Regions from separate parts of the Mus musculus genome. Here region 2 is linked to region 1. Evidence: chromatin contacts called from ENCODE Hi-C or POLR2A ChIA-PET data. All regions are on one chromosome and are shown on one strand. The core of a region is the stretch at or near the end of the contact, and the rest is flanking DNA. Distances in the headings are between cores, read along the strand shown. Region 1 holds the start of Cldn6 (claudin 6). Region 2 holds the start of Pkmyt1 (protein kinase, membrane associated tyrosine/threonine 1).

Region 1 (4,754 bases), core at 450-2,949:
TGGAGCGAAGGAAATCAGTTATAAGACATAACTGCATAGTTGGGTTTTTCCTCTTTTTAAGCCCAAATAAATTAGATTTGTCTATTCTTTTGCAATTCTGGGGTGGAGACCAGAGGCTCAAACATACCAGGCGAGAACTGAGTTATATCCACACATCCTTTATGTTTGCTTGCTTTGTTTGGATTTGGGGGTGGGGGGGACCAACAAAATCTCATACTCTATCCCAGAGTAGCCTCGAATTTGAAACATTCTGTCTCATCTCAGCCTCTCAAGTGCTAGGATTGTAGGCAGGAACCACCACACCGATTTTCTTTGGTTTGGTTTAGTTTTTTAGCTGCATAGCTTAGGCTGATCTTGATGTTGGCATTCTCCGGTATCAGTAAACAGTACTGCAAGCATATATAGAAATGCTACTTTCTTTTTTGAAAGATACCTTTTATTTGTGTGTGTGTGACACATATGTTTGAGTGTCTCTGGAGTCCAGAGAAGGGCAACGGATCTCCTGGCAATCGAATTTCAAGTGGTTATAAGCTGGGAGCAAAAAAAAAAAAAAAAAAAAAAAGAGCACCTGGAAGAGCAGAAAGGCTAACCCATGAGCCATCTTTCCAGACCCACGTGCTGCTTTTTTTGGTTGGTTGGTTGGTTGGTTGGTTGGGTTTTTGTTTTGTTTTTTTGTCTTGGTGTTTTGTTTTGTTTGTTTGGTTTGGTTTTGGTTTTGGTTTTTCGAGACTGGGTTTCTCTGTATAGCCCTGACTGTCCTGAAACTCACTTTGTAGACCAGGCTGGCCTCGAACTCAGAAATCCACCTGCCTCTGCCTCCGAGTGCTGGGATTAAAGGCATTCGCCACCACGCCTGGCTCTGTGTTTTGTTTTGTGACAAGGTTTCACTGTGCCCTGACTGTCCTGGAACTCACGTTGTAGACCAGGCTGGCCTCAAACTCACAGAGATCCGCTTGCCTCTCCCTTCCCAGCCCTGGTATTAAAGGCATGTGTCACCACGCCTGGCCATATATGTTGCTTTCTGTTGCTTTCTTTCTTTTCTTTCTTTCTTTCTTTCTTTCTTTCTTTCTTTTTTTTTCTCCAAAACGAGTCTCTCTGTATAGCCCTGGCTGTCCTGGAACTCTCTCTGAAGACCAGGCTAGCCTCTAACTCAGAAATCCGCCTGCCTCTGCCTCCCAACTGCTGGGATTAAAGGCGTGAGCCACCATTGCCCGGCTATATATTGCTTTCTTAAGGGCCTCGGGAAGAGCACGAGATGATTCAGTGGGTAAGATTGCCTGCTGCCAAGCCTGGCAATCTGAGTTCGATCCCTGGGGCCCACAGAGTAGAAGAAGAGAACAAACTCTGATCATAGGTATGCAGTGTGACAGGGTGTCGTCGTCGTCGTCGTCGTCCCCCCGCCGTCCCTGCCCCCCAAAGAGTCACAAAAAAGAGTCACAAAAGTAATGTATCCTTAGGTAACATACAGACCTGTCTTCATTCGCAAAGCGAGAAACTGGGACTGGGGAAAGTTGAGTAAAGTCTCAAGTCATAGCCCAGGTTACTGAACTCAGCAGGTTCCGCCCTTGGAGTGGCCACCAACTAAGGGAACTTTGGGAAACGCACGCAGGTGGCTATCGCCGCAGGGGTCTCTGCTCCTCCCAAAGAGAGGTGGTCCAGTGACGTCATTGAGACTTTAAGACCCCTTGCCTCCGCCCTCATTCCTACTTTCGACCTGGAAATCTTAGCAGTCTCTTTTGCAGGTGAGCCTGGGGTATGTGTGTAAATTGCGGGTGTGAAAATACGCAGGCAGGGGATGTGGCAGAGTGCGTGCGGGCGTGAGTTAAATGCTGGAGCTTTGATCCTGGTGGCGGCCACCTGCGGTGGCCACCTAGGCAGGAGAGGGTTGCGTCGGGAGAAGCGCTCGGGTCCCCTCGGCCCCAGAAAAGTTAAACACCCCTCCCCCTCCCCTGGGACAAAGGCACCGAAACCTGTGACGCCCCTCCTCCACCTGCTTGGCCACTTTGGGGCGGGACTCCCTTCCCCCTCACCTGCAGGCGCGGACCCAGCTGCGGGCGCCGCCATTAAGCCCCTCCTGGTCTCGCACTCCTAGGCTCGGATATCAGGGGTGGCCGAACCGGACTGGACGTCCGCAGACAAAGCTGACCGAGCACTCGGTAAGTAGAGAGGGACAGAGATGAGAGGGAGAGAATGGTCCCCAGCGTGAGCCTGCAAGTGAGAGGAGTCGAAAGGGGCCTATGCCATTCTTAGGGGCAAGGTGGACTTGTAGAACCGAGGGTTATGAAGAGCCACAGCAGGGCGCCAAGCAGAACTGATTCCCTTCGTATCAACATCATGAAGAGCAAAATGAAGGACACAGGTGCCTGTCACAAAAGGCACTGGGATCTTGAATTTTAGCTCCTTAAAGCTGTGTGGAGAGGGGAAAGAAAGGTAGCACGGCCTTTGGTCTAAAACTCAAAAGGATGCTCCCAGCCTCGAGGCCCGCACCTTGACCCTTAGAGGTGGAGGTGGGTCAAGAAAGAGCTGGTAGCCTAGGAAAATCTGTTTTGTGGCAAAAGGGCTTGTTTTTCCTTATCTCTCTCACCCTATAGGGTGGGCTGGACCCGGACTGGCAGGGCTTCCAGCAACTTCCAGGGATTGGGAGGAGCAGACCTTGGAACATAGGGAGGGCGAGATTTCAAGGAATTATACCCACCTGAAACAGAGCTGGGGGTTTCCATTTGAACCTTGCTTGGGTGGCAGGAGGAAGCTTCAGGTCTCCTCTGAGTGCTCACGGGATAAGGGTGGGCCTGAAACTTGTATCGAGAGCCCGACCAATCCAAAATTATACTCCCGACATGTCATTGTCTTTGTTCTGATAAAATGTACCTAAGGATGTGACTCAGCTCCTAGACCGCTTGCCTGGCGTGCAAAAAGCCGAAGCCCTGCCTTACCCCTCTGGTGGTAAACCCTGCAGTCCCCGAATTCAGGGAGTGGACACAGAAGGTTCAGGAGTTCACAGCCAGCATCAGCTATGCAGGGAATTTATGGCCAGCCAGCCTGGGCTACATAAGACCCTTTCTCAGCTAAGATATAAAAAACAAAACTAAACTAAAATCTAGACACAACTGTCGCTATGGGCTGTCCTGTGCTTCAGGTATGTCTTATTTCCTGTCCCTTGCATGAAAATCAACAGGATTTCATTCTCCACCTGTCACAGTCTAGGAAAGAAGTAAATGCTTATTTTGCTCTTGACTGACCCAGGAAGTGTATCTAATCCACACTACAGGACATAGCAGCCAACTGTCAAGGTGCTTGGTGCTGGTATCAGCTGTCGAGGTGGGATGTCCAGACATGCTGCTCTTTAACATGACTCTCCTTTTATCTCCTCCACACTACACAGCCCCCTCAACCTCATCATGGCCTCTACTGGTCTGCAAATCTTGGGGATCGTCCTGACCCTGCTTGGCTGGGTCAACGCCCTGGTGTCCTGTGCCCTGCCCATGTGGAAGGTGACCGCCTTCATCGGCAACAGCATCGTCGTGGCCCAGATGGTGTGGGAGGGGCTGTGGATGTCCTGTGTGGTTCAGAGCACTGGCCAGATGCAGTGCAAGGTGTATGACTCACTGTTGGCGCTGCCCCAGGACCTGCAGGCTGCCAGAGCCCTCTGTGTTGTCACCCTCCTCATTGTCCTGCTTGGCCTGCTCGTGTACCTGGCTGGAGCCAAGTGCACTACCTGTGTGGAAGATAGGAACTCCAAGTCTCGTCTGGTGCTCATCTCTGGCATCATCTTTGTCATTTCTGGGGTCCTGACGCTCATTCCTGTCTGCTGGACTGCCCACTCTATCATCCAGGACTTCTACAACCCCTTGGTGGCTGATGCTCAAAAGCGGGAGCTGGGGGCCTCCCTCTACCTGGGCTGGGCAGCCTCAGGCCTTTTGCTGCTGGGTGGAGGGCTACTATGCTGCGCCTGCTCTTCTGGAGGGACCCAGGGACCCAGACATTACATGGCCTGCTATTCTACATCTGTCCCACATTCTCGGGGACCCTCCGAATATCCCACCAAGAATTATGTGTGATGCTCACTGGGGAGTGAGGCTCTGCTAGCCAGGGAACCTGAGCTGAGCCATCAAGAAAGGTTACGGAGTAGTTTGGGGGTTGTCTTATTTCTTGTTTTTCTTTTGTACTACTGGGTATTGAACCTGGGGCCCCACGCATTTGGTAGGCAAGCACTCACCAGTGAGTCATGTGGTGCCCTGTCTGTCCCTAGGGTTTGTTCCACCTGTTTTTGAGACAAGCTCTTCTCATGGAGCTCTGATCGACCTCCAGCTCCAGTTTTCCTGCCTCAACCTGAGTCCAAGCTCCACCTCTCTCTCTGCTGCTGGCATTTCTCACTTTTAGCTACTGAGGCTGGGAGGATGGGACACTTGAGTTTCTGCGTCATTATTCATTCTGGGGATCTTCTGTGCAGTGTTCTAAGGCTGCCTGGCCTTTGTTTTTCTCAAAATATCCTGTCCCAGTCCCAAGAGTTCCTGCTGTGGCCGGAGGTAACTCACAGGACAGACGCACCCCTTCCTGGTCAGACTTCTCTCCAGCCCTGGAAGGGCAGGTGATAAGTTACCAAGGAATTTTCTACCCTGAGACTTCCAACCTTTGGCCCCTGAATCCCATCGCCAAGGTTACTGTGTACTCTCCCTACAAAAGGTCCCAGCTGTGCTGTAGACCCTCCTCCCCCACACCTTGCACACTTCCCTGCTCACACAATGCTTTACTAA
Region 2 (4,246 bases), core at 1,437-3,936, 47 kb after region 1:
TCTGGCTCTGAGTGCTGGGATTAAAGGCATGCACTGCCATGCCCAGCTAAGAGTCCTGGTTTTGATCCCCTTGGGAACATGCCTCTGTCTGTGCCATCGCAGTATGGGTAGAGGTGACTCCTGACTTAACCAGCAGCTGCTCTTGTCTTGACTGATGCAACCCGTGGGCCCATTTTGCATCAATGGGAGAGAACTCTTACACTAGAGCAGTGGTTCTCAGTCACCCTACAGCTTCAACCCTTTAATACAGATCTTCACGTTGTGGTGACCCCCAACCATAGAATCAATATTGTTGCCACTTCATAACTGTAAATGTTTTACTGTTATGAACTGTAATGTAAATATCTGTGTTTTCTGACGGTCTTAGGCAACCTCTGTGAAAAGTTCTTTAGATAGCTTCAAATGGGTCTCGACCCTCAGGTTGAGAACTCTAGCGGCTCTCACCTCTACTGATCAAAAGCACTAAACCAATCAACTGTCCCTCTGCTGCTGCTCCATGTCAACTTTCACTTTCTAAATCAAACTTTTGCTTTCTGGCCTTCTGTTTTTTGTTTTTGTTTTTGTTTTTTAAAAAAGACAGGGATGGTGAGATGGCTCAGTGGGTAAGAGCACCCGACTGCTCTTCCGAAGGTCTGGAGTTCAAATCCCAGCAACCATATGGTGGCTCACAACCATCCGTAACAAGATCTGACTCCTTATTCTGGAGTGTCTGAAGACAGCTACAGTCTACTTACACATAATAAATAAATAAATCTTTAAAAAAAAAAAAGACAGATAAGACCATGAACCTGGGCAGAAAAGCACAGATCTCTCTGGTCTGCCTCTCCTCTAACAAAAGCAGTTCACATATATTTTCTCAGTTGATGCTCGTTTCTTCCAGCAAGGAGGAGCTATTATTCATTTTACACATGTGGAGACTGGCAGAGCAACACTACAGCCTTTAGTTCCCTCACAGGATGTCTGTCCACTTACCTGTAACTGCTGTTAATCTATATTTACTAGGTGTCTAGTGCAGCCTTCTCTGCAGAGTGAGATGTTTTCTGATGTATGCCACTGAAATAAAATGCTTTTATTTCTCCCTGTAGCGCTGGGGATTGAACCAAGGGCTTCACACCTGCTAGCTGACAGCCTAGCCTTTCTACTTCTTCCCTAGTTTCTTTATGAGACAGGGTTCAAATTGATAAAACTGTGCCGGGTTTTGAGACAAAGTCTCACTATGTAGCCCAGGCTGGCCTAGAACTTCTGATATATATCAGGGTGGCCTCAAACTCAGAGATTACCCCTGCCTCAGCCTCCCCAGGTCTTCAGTGTTGGGATTACAGAGCTATACACCACTTTACCCAACTTTTACTTAGTGGTTTATCTGAGGACAGGCATCTTGTTTCGTTTTTTTGTTTTGTTTTGTTTTAATTGAGTTTTCTTTTTCTTTCTTTCTTTTTTTAAGATTTTATTTATTTTATGTATGTGAGTACACTGTAGTTGTCTTCAGGCACACCAGAAGAAGGCATTACAGATGGCTGTGAGCCACCATGTGGTTTCTGGGAATTGAATTCAGGACCTCTGGAAGAACAGTCAGTGCTCTTAACCACTGAGCCATCTCTCCAGCCCCAGGAATATTGTTATAGTACCCACTGGCCTCCAATTCCTAGGCTCATGTGACCTTTCTGCCTCAGCCGCCTCTGTGCTTGGGGTATAGACATGTACCAGTGCAGTTTTTTGTTTGTTTGTTTGTTTTGTTTTGTTTTGTTTTTTGTTACTGTGTGTGTGTTAGTGTGTTTTAATCATTATGAATTAGACTTTGAGGAATAAATGGTTGGAAGAAGGGGAGGCCTGTCCAGAAAACGGAGCTGGCAGAAAATAGCTCTAAATAGTTGGAGAGGGACCTGTCTAGGGTTCTCAACAAGGACTAGACCAAGTCACAACTGTTCTGGCTCTCAAAGTCACTAAAGCAAAGGGAAGGGCTTGGAGGTGGGCGGTACCCCAGCTCTTGATCTCAGGCTTAAGTAGGGCCTGGCCTTCCTTCCCACTGTTGTTCCAAGAGATTGCAGGAGCATTTTAGAGAGATTGGCTATAAAGCATGATTTTTCACTTCTAGTTGAAATCAATAAAGGTCCCTTTCTCCATGAAGCAAGCTCCACCCCACTTTGTTCTGTGCAGACCTTCTTTAAAGAAATTGTCCTAGGTTCCTCGGCTCCACGTTTAGAAGAAAAGTGACAACCCATCATGTACCAGAGGTTGTGAGGCCAGGAAGTGACTGAGAGGAGTCAGTTGAGCACAAGGTTCTGAGCTAAAGGATGTAAGAATCGGCCTCAGACAGCCTATTTACAAGGAGACTCCACCGTCTTAGAACAGGCGCTACCAATCGCTATCCTGGGATGATGAAGACCGGTGTCTGAATATGCATAAGATTATAAGTAGTGGGACATTCGCTTGTGCTGTCCCCAGTGGCAACTCCTTGAGGAGATGCCACTTGGCTGCAGGGCCCTTACCTGCCCCTTTTATGGACACGAATATTAAGGCAGCCAATAGAGAGCAGCTGGTGTGGGGACCATAGTGTGAAGGCCGACAAATACCGACAGAGAGGGGCCAAGGATCGTTCCCGCCGCAATAGGCCTCGAAGAGTTGCGTCTGCGCAGTGAGAGCGCTCCGGCAAACTTCGGAGGCGGGGAGACCTCGGTGCGCACGCAAGACGCGAGGCGGGGCCAATGCCCCGGGCGCTAGACCCGCTGCACCAGGCGGGGGCGGGACCACGGGCGAGCCTGGGCGGGGCCTCGAGGCCGGTTTGGAATTTTTGGCGCGAGCTGGCTCCGCGCGCGTTCACGGGCGGTTCCCCTTCTTGGAGGGTGCTTCGTCCCGGTGTCCAGAGGCCCCGCTGCCCGACCCCGGCCTGCCTGGCCTCTGTGAGGTCCCCAGCGGCCCCCGCCGACCCGGAACCTGGGACCTCGCTGCTGCGCCACGCTGCGCCACGCTGCGCCACGCCCAGCCTCCCCAGGTGAGCCCACACCCGGGTGAGATCTCCCGGTTGCGCCGCTCTTCCGCCGGCGCCCTGGCCCGCGCTCCTGCCGCGCTGCGCCCCGCGACTGCCCTCCGGCCTCTTCTCAGTATCCGGTCACCCCCCCACCCCCCTGCAGCAGCCCCACCCCTCCGTGTCTGTCACGGGCCGGACTAGCCCTCGGATGACTCCAGGTCAGCGCTGTCGCCCACGCCCCGCCTACTCCCGCGGGTCCCCTGTCCCTTCCCATTGGGCGCTCCTTTTCCAGCACTGCCTCTCTTTCTCCCGCGGCTCTCTGGGAAGAGCCCCTCCACCCCCGGGTGACAGCCTGTTTACGCAATGGTTTGTCAGAGTTCCCCCTCGCCTACCGAACGGATTCAGCAGTGGCCCTGCACGGGAGAAACTCACAGTCTAACGCTAGATGGTGGTCAACAGATGGGTACAGCTCAGTAAGAGGGTGAGGTCCCTGGAAACCCAGTGGCTCAGGGACACTCTGTACTCAGCCGGGACTCCACTACCAACCCTTCTCACCCCATAAAAGCTGTTTGACCAGGCCAGAGGTATTAGAATGTAAATGACCAGTGATGTTGAAATGAAAATGGCATTGAGAGGGAATGGTCTCTCTGGCTGAAACAGAAGGTGATGGACTCCCAGGTGCTAGGCATGGAGACTGTATTCCTTCTTCCTTTAAAAAAAAAAAGTTTTTACTCTTTTTAATGCATGTGTATTTTTGTCTGTTTGTGCCTAGTGCCCACATAGGTCAGAAAAGGGTGTCAGATCCCTTTGGAATTGGAGTTACAGACGCTTGTGTGTCAGGGAATCAAACCTGGTCCTTTGGAAGGGCAGCAAGTACTCTTACCTCCCCCACCCACGTCCCCTTCAAGACTGTAGGTTTAATTAACAAGCATGATCGTGGATCCTTACAGAAGACCTGGGATGGGATTTGTTTTTTTTTTTCTTAGGGTGGGCATCAAATGCAGGACGCTGATGGTGCCAGGCATGTACTCTATCACTAAGCTAAAGGCCACCTCTGGGATGGGATTCTTGAAGTAAATAGATCCATAACAAGAGGGCCTTCCAGCAAGCCTCTTAAGTACTTAACCTAAGTAGTAATTTGATCTAGCTACTACTAGAGGTTAGGTGTGGCTCCTTTGATACATTGTGGCTTCCCCTAAAATGGACACTTTCTATTGCTTTTTTGCCTTTGTTTCAATTACAACATTGGAGCAACCCAACACCCTCTTTTGCCCCAAG

Evidence for each region. Hi-C counts contacts between places; a loop is a spot of excess contacts on that map. ChIA-PET counts read pairs that join two places held with the same protein, here RNA polymerase II (POLR2A).
Region 2: a loop to region 1 is called in a map of heart, with 11 times the contacts of the local background. The contact joins the promoter of Pkmyt1 here to the promoter of Cldn6 in region 1. A Hi-C loop is called at or near these places in 3 of 37 maps with a recorded cell type or tissue (CH12.LX, heart and mature B cell). POLR2A ChIA-PET finds 5 or more read pairs at or near these places in 2 of 5 experiments (Patski and embryonic stem cell).

The regions. Positions count from the first base shown.
Region 1 is chr17:23,677,666-23,682,419 of GRCm38, forward strand. It overlaps Cldn6 (claudin 6), which reads left to right and starts at 1,700. Exons shown (of 3, transcript NM_018777.4): 1 at 1,700-1,742; 2 at 2,093-2,156; 3 at 3,383-4,754. The coding sequence starts at 3,399. The coding sequence ends at 4,058.
Region 2 is chr17:23,723,650-23,727,895 of GRCm38, forward strand. It overlaps Pkmyt1 (protein kinase, membrane associated tyrosine/threonine 1), which reads left to right and starts at 2,687. Exons shown (of 8, transcript NM_023058.3): 1 at 2,687-2,992. It overlaps 1520401A03Rik, which reads right to left and starts at 2,802. Exons shown (of 41, transcript XM_017317755.2): 1 at 2,490-2,802.